Linked DNA regions of Homo sapiens: region 2 is linked to region 1. The links are chromatin contacts, found by Hi-C or POLR2A ChIA-PET in ENCODE. All regions are on one chromosome and are shown on one strand. Each heading gives the region's core, a stretch centred on a gene start or an enhancer-like site at or near the end of the contact. The rest is flanking DNA. Distances are from core to core; before and after follow the strand shown. Region 1 overlaps RSU1 (Ras suppressor protein 1). Region 2 overlaps MRC1 (mannose receptor C-type 1).

Region 1 (4,767 bases), core at 2,105-4,604:
AGAAAAGAGGTTTAATTGGCTCACAGTTCCACAGGCTGTACCTGGAAGCATGGCTGGGAGGCTTCAGAAAACTTATAATCATGGTGGAAGGCGAAGGGGAAGAAATCACGTCTTCGTGATGGGAGCAGGAGAAAGAGAGAACAAATAGGGAGGTGCTAACACACTTTCAAACAACCAGATCTGGTGAGAACTCACTCACCATCATGAGAAAAGCAAGGGGGAATCCACCCCCATGATCCAGTCACTTCCCACCAGGTCCCTCCCTCAACACAAACGATTACAATTCAACATGAAATTTAGGAGGGGACACAGAGCCAGACCCTATCATATGCCTTCCCTGTTTTTCATCTCTGTGCTCAGATAAGCCTGGGATTGACTCCATCACCCGTGAGTTGTGTAGGTCCCCTGGGTGCATGGTGTACTCTCTACCCTAAAGCATTTCTCAGTTTGTCATCCTACGATAAGTAACATCTCTTTCTGAACTGCCATTGTCTTTCTAAATCCACCTCTCAGTGTCCATGATTCTTATACCTAGCGTGTTAGGTGGTTGGTCCATATTCTCTGTTCCGTAAGTTGTGTGGTCGTGTAGCTTATCCTCCAAACCAGGACATTTTTTAGAGGGACAGCTGGTATAATCCAAGACCATTCCAGGCTAATCAGGATGTGTGGTCGATGCTGCCTCTAAGAGAATCTCCAAGGTAGAGACGGCCGGCGCTCTGAGTGTGATCAGTAAATATCCAGTCAATAAGTGCCTGCGTGAGTCCTTGATTGTCTTTCTTTTGAAATTATTGAACCAACTAGTTCCTTTTGAGCATTTTCCTGCTGATTCCCTTCCTGGCTCAAGAATAAAAAAATCATAAATCACAGGGACAGTGCCAGCAACCTCACCCTGCCCCCACACCCCACAAATGCTTCCCTCCCATTGATTTTGCTTCCCTCTGTTCATTTTGGCCAGATCCAACGTTCACCTAAATAACATTCCTAAAGAGGCTAGAGTAGAATGATAACCAAGGCACTGTAGTATTTAACTGTGCACGTCAACACGTTTTCTTAGTTACTGAGTTGAATTTTGAAATGTATTCTACTCTGAAAATGCCCGGGCAAAGCATAGTTGAATATTGCTTTAGGAATTTTAATAACAGTTTGTTCTCACTGCTTTGGGGGAGCTCATTCTGAATGGTGTCTGGTTAGCAGGAGCATTAGAAGATGTTATCAACACAGCAGAAAATCTACCAGGTGTGATTACGGTCAGCAAGGCACCAGTAGCGGGTCAGTGGTACAGCCTGCTCCCATTTTCCCGACACGTTCAACGGGGGCAGCTTTTGTACTTTTAAATAACCCATTCTATTTCGGTAGACCTTTTCTCCCTTCTTTTCTAACAGCTCAGTTTCCATACAAGACTCACAGTGAACTCACCATTCCCGAGTGGAAAGGAGTGACTGGTTGTATAAATATGTCTGTCTCCACTTGGTCTTTGCCTGACCGGGCTTTGTGGGGGTCTGTTGATTCTTTCAGCTTCACTGCCTTCCCTGCAGACCCGACCTGGAGTCCTTTGTTGCCCTAAATATTTTTCTCAAAGATCTTTTATTAACTTTTTCTTTTCTGCTCTTGTTTTTCTTCCTCTTACCTACTTTACCATGTGGTCCTGTGGCAAGAGTGAGAAAGAAAAATACATTCTAGTGGTGTGATCGGCTGAAGCAACGACTGAATTTCTCTTCTCCATTAAAGAAAAAGAAAAGAAAACACAACTTTTAAACTTTTTTAGTTTCTCTCCTGCTAAGTGTTTGTTGAAAGGACACAATGAAATGACTGAAAAGAACCAGTTTTCCCTCATTAAATCTGTCCTCGTGAACCTGAGCTTGTGAACTTTGCACTTTTTTGAGAAGAGCAACATTTTTTTTTCCTTGCTAATTAGTTGCTTGTGCTATTTTCGGAGAAATTAAGGGAAGATGGGAGTACCTTCAGTTTTCTTTTGACTTCAGTGACTCTCAGATGGATGGTCTGCAGGTGTGAGACACTGCTAATTGTCTGCCAGTTGCAGCTCACCCATCTTTCTTGGTAATAAAACCCCTAATTTTTAGCTGGCACGTGGTCACCCAGAAGCCAGCCTTGTAGCTAGGCATCACTGTGTTACTGAATTTTGATTAATTGCTTGTAAGTGGAAATACCTTGTACAACTTCTTGGAAGTGTCCTGAAGGAGGAAGCCTTCTTTATCCTTTCCTTTTTCCTGAGAGGAATGTAGATGTGATGGCTGAGCTCAGGCTGTCGTCTTGGATCTTGAGGTGTGTTTTAGTCAGCTCTGGCCGTTATAACAAAAATACTATAGACTGGGTTACTTAAACAACAGAAGTTTTTTATTCGTGGTTTTGAAGCCTGGAAAATGCAAGATCAAGGTACTGACGGATGCATTGTGTCCGGTGAGGGCTGTCTTACTGATTTGTGGAAGGCCACCTTCTTGTATCCTCACCCAGTGGAGAAAGAGATCGTGTCTCACATGTCTCCTCTTATGAAGGCACTTAACCTCATTCATGAGGGCTCCACCCTCATGACCTAATCACCTCCCAAAGGCCCCGCCTCCCAATACCATACACTGGGGATTCGGGCTTCCGTATATGAATTTTTTGGGGAAAACGTTCAAATGTGTAGTCCCTAGCAAGGTGGGAGCCATGCATAGGGGATGGCTTGGTAACGGGAAACCAGGGGCCTCTGGACTGCCTATGAGAGAAACTCCTGTTTTGTGTAACTCCTGTTGAGTGTGGTTTGCTCTTACATGAAGCTGAGCATAGTCTTAACTGATACATCTATGAATCTATTTAATAATCTTGTTTGTTATCAGGGATTTCTGGGGAGATTTTTTTCATGTCAGACTATACATCTCAGGGATAGAGCAATGCTTTGTCTGGTGGACAGAAAAATCTGAACTCAAAGAAATAAAAATGTGTGAGATTTCTGCAGCGTATAAAATCTTAACCATGATGTGGGAAACCACTATCAGGATTCTGTTTAAAAGCCACAAAAATGCTTTTCTTCTTCCCCTTAGCCTCTTTCTGTGCCATTCTGTAACAATTCAGTCCTAAAGCCATTAACTGGGTGTATTAGTTTGTTTTCACACTGCTAATAAAGACATACCAAGACTGTGTAATTTATAAAGAGAGAGGTTTAATGGACTCACATTTCCACATGGCTGGAGAGGCCTCACAGTGATGGCAGGAGATGAAGGAAGAGCAAAGGGACATCTTACATGGGGGCAGGTAAGAGAGCGTGTGCAGGGGAACTCCCATTTATATAACCATCACATCCTGTGAGACTTATTTACTGTCACACGAACAGTATGGGGAAACCACTCCCCATGATTCAGTTATCTCCATCTGGCCCCGCCCTTGACATGTGGGGATTATTAAAATTCAAGGTGAGATTTGGGCGAGGACGCAGCCTAACCATATCAGTGGGACAGGAAAACAGAGGCGTTCAGGGGTGGCCTGCGGGGGAGCATTGGCGCCTTGGTGAAGGGAGCAGCCGTGCGGGTTGGGCAAGTCGGGGCCCAGGCAGAGTGAGGAGGGCGTCCTGGTGGAGGTGGCCTGGCATGGAGTTTAGTATCAGGGCAGAGTGAGGAGGAAGGGGTGATGGGGAGATTGGTTGCTCTACATAGTGGAACACGTGTTGGATAATTGAAAGGGCTCGCAAGATTCCACAGCACCTGCTCACGTGAAGACTTAATAAAAGCACAGGAGGTGGTTCAGCTGTAGGAAGAAAGCACAAGCCAGCATCAGTGACCCAAGAGACTCACTGTTGTGGCTCCAAAGGGCACATTTTGTCTCCAGATTATGAACCATCAACACGTGTCCAAGGAATCTTGGTGTCAGGAGAGCCTGGGCAGAAACATCAAGCACTGTCTTCTGTGCTTGGCCAGTCACCAAGCCAACCCAGGCCCTGTGTCCAGGTGTAAGGCATCGATCCGATCCGCACCTCCCTGAATGTTCAAGCAAGCTGGCTCTGGGGACCACCAGGGGCGTTTTTAACTTTAAGCTGGCCCACTCCTCCTTATCTTGATTAAGAATCAGTACCAAACTTCCAGGTGTCCTTGCAGATGAGCACAGAGCTGTCCCGGTTTCACTGTAAGATAACCATTTTATGTAGCTCTATATAGGGGCATTTATTAAATAAGTAAACGGTTTAAAGGCCAACGAAGCGGAGTTCTCGTCGTTAGAGGAGAGAATTACAAATACGGGAAGGGAGAAAACTAGAATGAGCCCTGAGATGTATTGGAATTGGGTAGATTGGGGTGAACGTAGGGTGTTTAAAAATAGAAGTAGACAGTGAAATCAGTACAGGTGTTAGGAGTGTGTTATTCCCTAGCTCTGACCACTGAGAGGGGCCGAGGGTACCTGACTCCCCCCCACCCCAAAGTAATGAGCACATCTAGTGCCTGAATTTTGGCTTATAAATATTATTTCCCACAAAAAGGAACCAGAGATCATGGGATAAATGGCTGATTCCAGGACTGTGGCAGAAAAAATACAAGATGAACCTGAATATCTTGTGTCAGAAGGCAAGAAAGTGCTGCAAGAATGAGGGCGTGTGTCGAAAGGACTAATAAGCCAGCTTGGATGGACTCATACTGGCCAAATCAGGGGCAATTTAACCATCACTGTAAATAATAATGATAGATTATAACCCGTCAGCTAAAATAGCAAGCTGCAAAGCCATGCAAGTATAACTAAATAAACCATGATCTCCCAGCACCAATGCTCTTGACCTTTTGGAGT
Region 2 (4,859 bases), core at 2,077-4,576, 1.1 Mb before region 1:
CAACAACAAGCCTGTGATTTCTGAATTCTTAGAAAGACCCCTCAACACCACTGTATGCCAAAGCCCAGGCAGAAAAAAATTGCATTATTATCTTCCTTTGTTGATGAGTGGATTTTTTCTTTCCTAGTCTTCCCAGCCCGGTAAGGAAAGCACTGCCTCAAACAGGTGTTTTTAAAGTGGTCAAGTTGTTTAAACTCTTTGTGTTTCAGTTTCCTCTTCTTTTTAATCAGGACTATAATATTCACCCTGTAAATCTATTAGAATGCAATAATTGTACTTCATAAGGGACTGCTATTATTTTATTTTTATTATCATCCTAATGATTAAACAGGATTATTATCAAGATTTTAGATGTGTAGGAAAATAGAAAAAAATAAAACAGATTGATTAAAAGCAATAAAAATGTAAGGTTTGTTATTTTAGAAAATGACAGTAATATACAAGCTTGTGTAAACATATGATCAGGCAAAGAATATGAACGTATGCTGGAACTGAAACAAAGGATAGTTGTTTAGGGACAGGAGACCTGGGTTCTACCCTTGCCTCTGTTTCTATCAGAAAGCTACGTTGCTTCTCTGAACTGAAGTTTCCAGAATTCAAAACTTAGAAGAGGAACTGTGAAATCACCCAGGTCCTTTGTGACTCTTCCATGCTATGATTTTCCATTATCTGCTCTATTTCTTTATGGTTTATTTTTATAGTACCAAATTATCAGCTTTCTGGTACGTGTTATAAGATTATGTGACCACAACATAATACTCTTAGGGAAAAAAATAGTTTCTACTTCATTTTTATTCAAAGAAAATGAGAAAGTAGAAAAGAAGATGTAGCAATCAAACAGGAAAATGATAACCATAAACCCTGTGTTTTCATAGCTTCTGTGTGCTTTAAAAAACTATTTCACAGGGACCACTGAGTTACCGTGGGTACCAGTTGGAGGCTGGATTTCCTACCTCCCGACTGCGGTGACCTACTGAGAAGAATCCTCTCCAGGAGATGCCTCATCAGAAAGATTATAAATGGGAAAAAAATGACTAAGGATCATTTGCTATCAGCAACTTGGGGGTATCTACTGCAAATGTTCTTAACAACCCATAGGATGACAGACTATAGTAGACTGTCACCTTCTACTATAGAAGGTGGATGACACCTTCTCCCGTGGCCTGCCCTCAACTTAGCCAGATTCCCTCTGATGTGCCATTTTTAGTTCCTGTTCTCTCTCTTCCAATTCCCATGACATTCTGAAAGGAGCTACCGGCCTTGTGTACCTCTGTATTAACTATAGAGAATTCCCCAAGAAAACTTTAAGGAGAACAGTGAGATCAACACTAACAATAAACTATTGAAGACTGAGACAGCAGAAACCCTTGGCTACTGCAATAACAAGGCACTTTCACACATAAAAATAAAGCCAACGGTATCAACTCATACGTGCTCAGCTTAAGTCACTGTGGGCATGGTGCACTCACTTTCCTGCAGCCTTTTTCGACTTCCACTATTTCTGGACCTTGGCTTCGTGATTTCATCTTGCAGATGTAGCCAAGAGGCCACTCACAGCCCCGATCTGCCCAGTACCCATCCTGCAGGGAGCAGAGAGAGAGAAAAAAATAAAGGATTATCAGTTTGGGGACCTTTTTTTTTTTTTTTTTTTTGAGACAGTGTCTCACTCTGTCCCCCAGGCTGGAGTGCAGTGGCGCGATCTTGGCTCATGGCAACCTCTGCCTCCCAGGTTCAAGTGATTCTCCTGCCTCAGCCCCCCTAGTAGCTAGGATTACAGGAACCCACCACCAAGCTCTGCTAATTTTTTGTATTTTTAGTAGAGATGGGGTTTCACCATGTTGGCCAGGCTGGTCTTGAACTCCTGACCTCAGGCGATCCACCCACCTTGGCCTCCCAAAGTGCTGGGATTACAGGCATGAGCCACTGCGCCCGGCCAATTTTGGACTTTGATGTTATTTTCTTGTAACTGTGCCTCAGAGGAGGAAAATTAAGATCCAAGGTTATTGAGAGAAAACGGCATCTACTGAAAGGAAAGGTAATTGACATGTTCATATGTAAACAGTAATTTTGACTCTAGCTACAAACATGTAAAAAGTGATTGGAGCCGCAATATGATTTTATATCTGAGATGTCCAAGCCATTGTTTAGAGGAATCCAGGGAGAAATTAAAAATGTCTGTAAGTCCTTGGATGACGGTGCTCGCAAGAGGTTTGCATGCAGCCTCTTTTTTTTTTTTTTTTTTTTTTTTTTGAGACGGAGTCTCGCTCTGTTGCCCAGGCTGGAGTGCAGTGGCTCTGATCTTGGCTCACTGCAAGCTCCACCTCCCAGGTTCACACCATTTTCCTGCCTCAGCCTCCTGAGTAGCTGGGACTACAGGCGCCTGCCACCACGCCCTGCTAATTTTTTATATTTTTAGTAGAGACGGGGTTTCACCGTGTTAGCCAGGATGGTCTCGATCTCCCGACCTCATGATCCGCCTGCCTCGGCCTCCCAAAGTGCTGGGATCACAGGCGTGAGCCACTGGGCCCGGCCGCATGCAGCGTCTTCATCAATCCCTGCAGTCAGCTCTGTCTTCAAATTAATCAAGTTCATATACGCCATCCAGAAAAATCTCCTGCACCCAACACACCAACTTGAAAGCATCATGAAACCACAGTCATCTTTTCTGCCTTCTTCCTATTTCTACTGATGAGTGCTCCCCTGGATCTGAGGCTCAACCTTCCACTTTATTTCAGATTCTATCCCCTCTCTTTTCCTTTGAGATTTCATGTTAAAAGGACCTCTCCTTTCCTTCCCTTCGCTGCTAAACATCTTGAAAAAAATGTTTTCTGGGCCAAGCGCGGCGGCTCACGCCTATAATCCCAGCACTTTGGGAGGCCAAGGCGGGTGGATCACCTGAGGTCAGGAGTTCAAGACTAGCCGGGCCAACATGGTGAAACCCTGTCTCTACTAATAATACAAAAAAGTTAGCTGGATGTGGTGGTGCACGCTTGTAATCTCAGCTACTCGGGAGGCTGAGGCAGGAGAATCGCTTGAACTCTCGAGGCAGAGGTTGCATTGAGCCAAGATTGTGCCATTGCACTCCAGCCTGGGCAGCAAGAGCAAAACTCTGTCTCAATAAATAAATAAATAAATAAAATGTTTTCTGTATTGTCTGTCTTTAACTCCTCATATCCTAGTTGGTCTCAGCCCAGTGCAATCTGACACGTAAGCCTTTAGCCAGAGTAACATTTATAAATTGCCACTTTGGTTTTACCCCTCCGAGACAACTCATGTTTCTTGAACCTCAGTTCCTACCCACCCTTCCGGCTCTGACTTCATGATTTCAACCACACTGACCTTTCACCTCCTCCAAGCATGCTGCTTTCTGGTTTCTTCTGTCTACTCTTTGGATAGTTAACACCTAATATGTTCTTAAACTTTCAATCCATCACAATAAAAACAACCACAATGACAAAAATAACAGCCACAGTGACAAAAATAAACAACCACAATGACAAAAATTATTGAACAATAAATATGGGCTGGGAACTGTGTACCACACATGCATTATTTAATACTCATATCCTGGGCCTGGCACAGTGGCTCACGCCTGTAACCTCAACACTTTGGGAGGCTGAGGCAGGCAGATCGCTTGAGCTTAGGAGTTCAAGACTAGCTTGGGCAACATGGCAAAACTCCATCTGTACCAAAAATACAAAAAATTAGCCAGGCGTGGTGGCACGCACCTTTAGTCACAGCTATTTGGGAGGCCTGAACCCAGGAGGTCAAGACTGCAATGAGCTGAGATTGCACCACTGCACTGCAGCCTGGGTGACAGAGCAAGACTCTGTCTTAAAAAACAAACAAACAAACAACAACAACAACAAAAAAAAAAACCTCATATCCACAGGTGAGCTAAGTACAGCTCTTATTCCCATTTTGCAAATAAAGGAGTCAGTCACACAGCAAAACTCAGCCTCTTAATCACTGTGTTTACCATCTATTAATAAAAGATAAATTTGATAACATTTTTCAATCACTGAGGTCATATTTCAATCATAAAAGCAATCATTTCATATGACAGCTCCATGTAAACTGAAAAAAATGAATGTAGCTCCCCAAGTACAGCTTCCAGACCTAATCCACCGTAGCTGTAAGTAGATCTGCATCTACTTGGTGTATATATATCTCTCACATATATACGGGGCTACAATCTCTTTTTACATATATATATATATACACACACACACACACACACACACACACATACATATATATCTCTTTTTACATCTCTTGTAATCATATATATGGCTTATAATAACTTTTTATATATACATGCATAATCATATATATGGCTTAATTGGTCAGATGAGAGCTTTGGTGGATATATATATACACCATTATAATATGGCACTATATATATGGCCATGTACATATATAGTGCCATAGAAACAATATGAGTATTCATTACAGGCGAATTTCATCCTTGACCCAAAAGTTTCTGTCCATTGCTTCAGTGATCCTCTTGAAAATTTGACTTTGCTAGACAGTTGAGAGGGATTCAAGAAATCAAATCTGAATTTTGGTTCACCTTTGATCCATGCCAATTTATGTAGAATAAAAACAATCTAAACAAACATATGTAACTGACTGGGACAGAAGGAAAAATCCCCCGTGACTTTCATTATAAATATCAGTCATTCAAGTGGCCTTACCTTGCCTTTCATCACCACACAATCCTCCTGTCTGTTGTTTTCATGGCTTGGTTCTCCACGAAGCCATTTGGTAAACGTTACAGGGGTCCCATCACTCCACTCAAAGTACATTTGAATCTTAATGTCATTTAAGCCGATCCACAATTCGTCATTTGGCTCTAA

Evidence for each region. Hi-C counts contacts between places; a loop is a spot of excess contacts on that map. ChIA-PET counts read pairs that join two places held with the same protein, here RNA polymerase II (POLR2A).
Region 2: a map of sciatic nerve shows a loop between it and region 1 (7-fold over the local background). The contact joins two enhancer-like sites. A Hi-C loop is called at or near these places in 1 of 168 maps with a recorded cell type or tissue (sciatic nerve). POLR2A ChIA-PET finds 5 or more read pairs at or near these places in 1 of 52 experiments (A673).

Annotation. Positions count from the first base shown.
Region 1 is chr10:16,786,183-16,790,949 of GRCh38, reverse strand. The region is part of intron 2 of RSU1 (Ras suppressor protein 1); the gene reads left to right. Among named protein-coding and RNA genes, the nearest start is that of RSU1, 29 kb to the left of the region's middle. RefSeq lists enhancers at 3,045-3,194, 3,014-3,514 and a silencer at 3,305-3,374. Within about 2 kb of position 3,354, at least 3 of the 41 ENCODE cell types and tissues checked have a DNase peak (open chromatin) inside an H3K27ac peak, as active enhancers do.
Region 2 is chr10:17,852,963-17,857,821 of GRCh38, reverse strand. It overlaps MRC1 (mannose receptor C-type 1), which reads right to left. Exons shown (of 30, transcript NM_002438.4): 8 at 4,698-4,855; 9 at 1,470-1,580. Among named protein-coding and RNA genes, the nearest start is that of MIR511, 10 kb to the right of the region's middle. Within about 2 kb of position 3,326, at least 2 of the 41 ENCODE cell types and tissues checked have a DNase peak (open chromatin) inside an H3K27ac peak, as active enhancers do.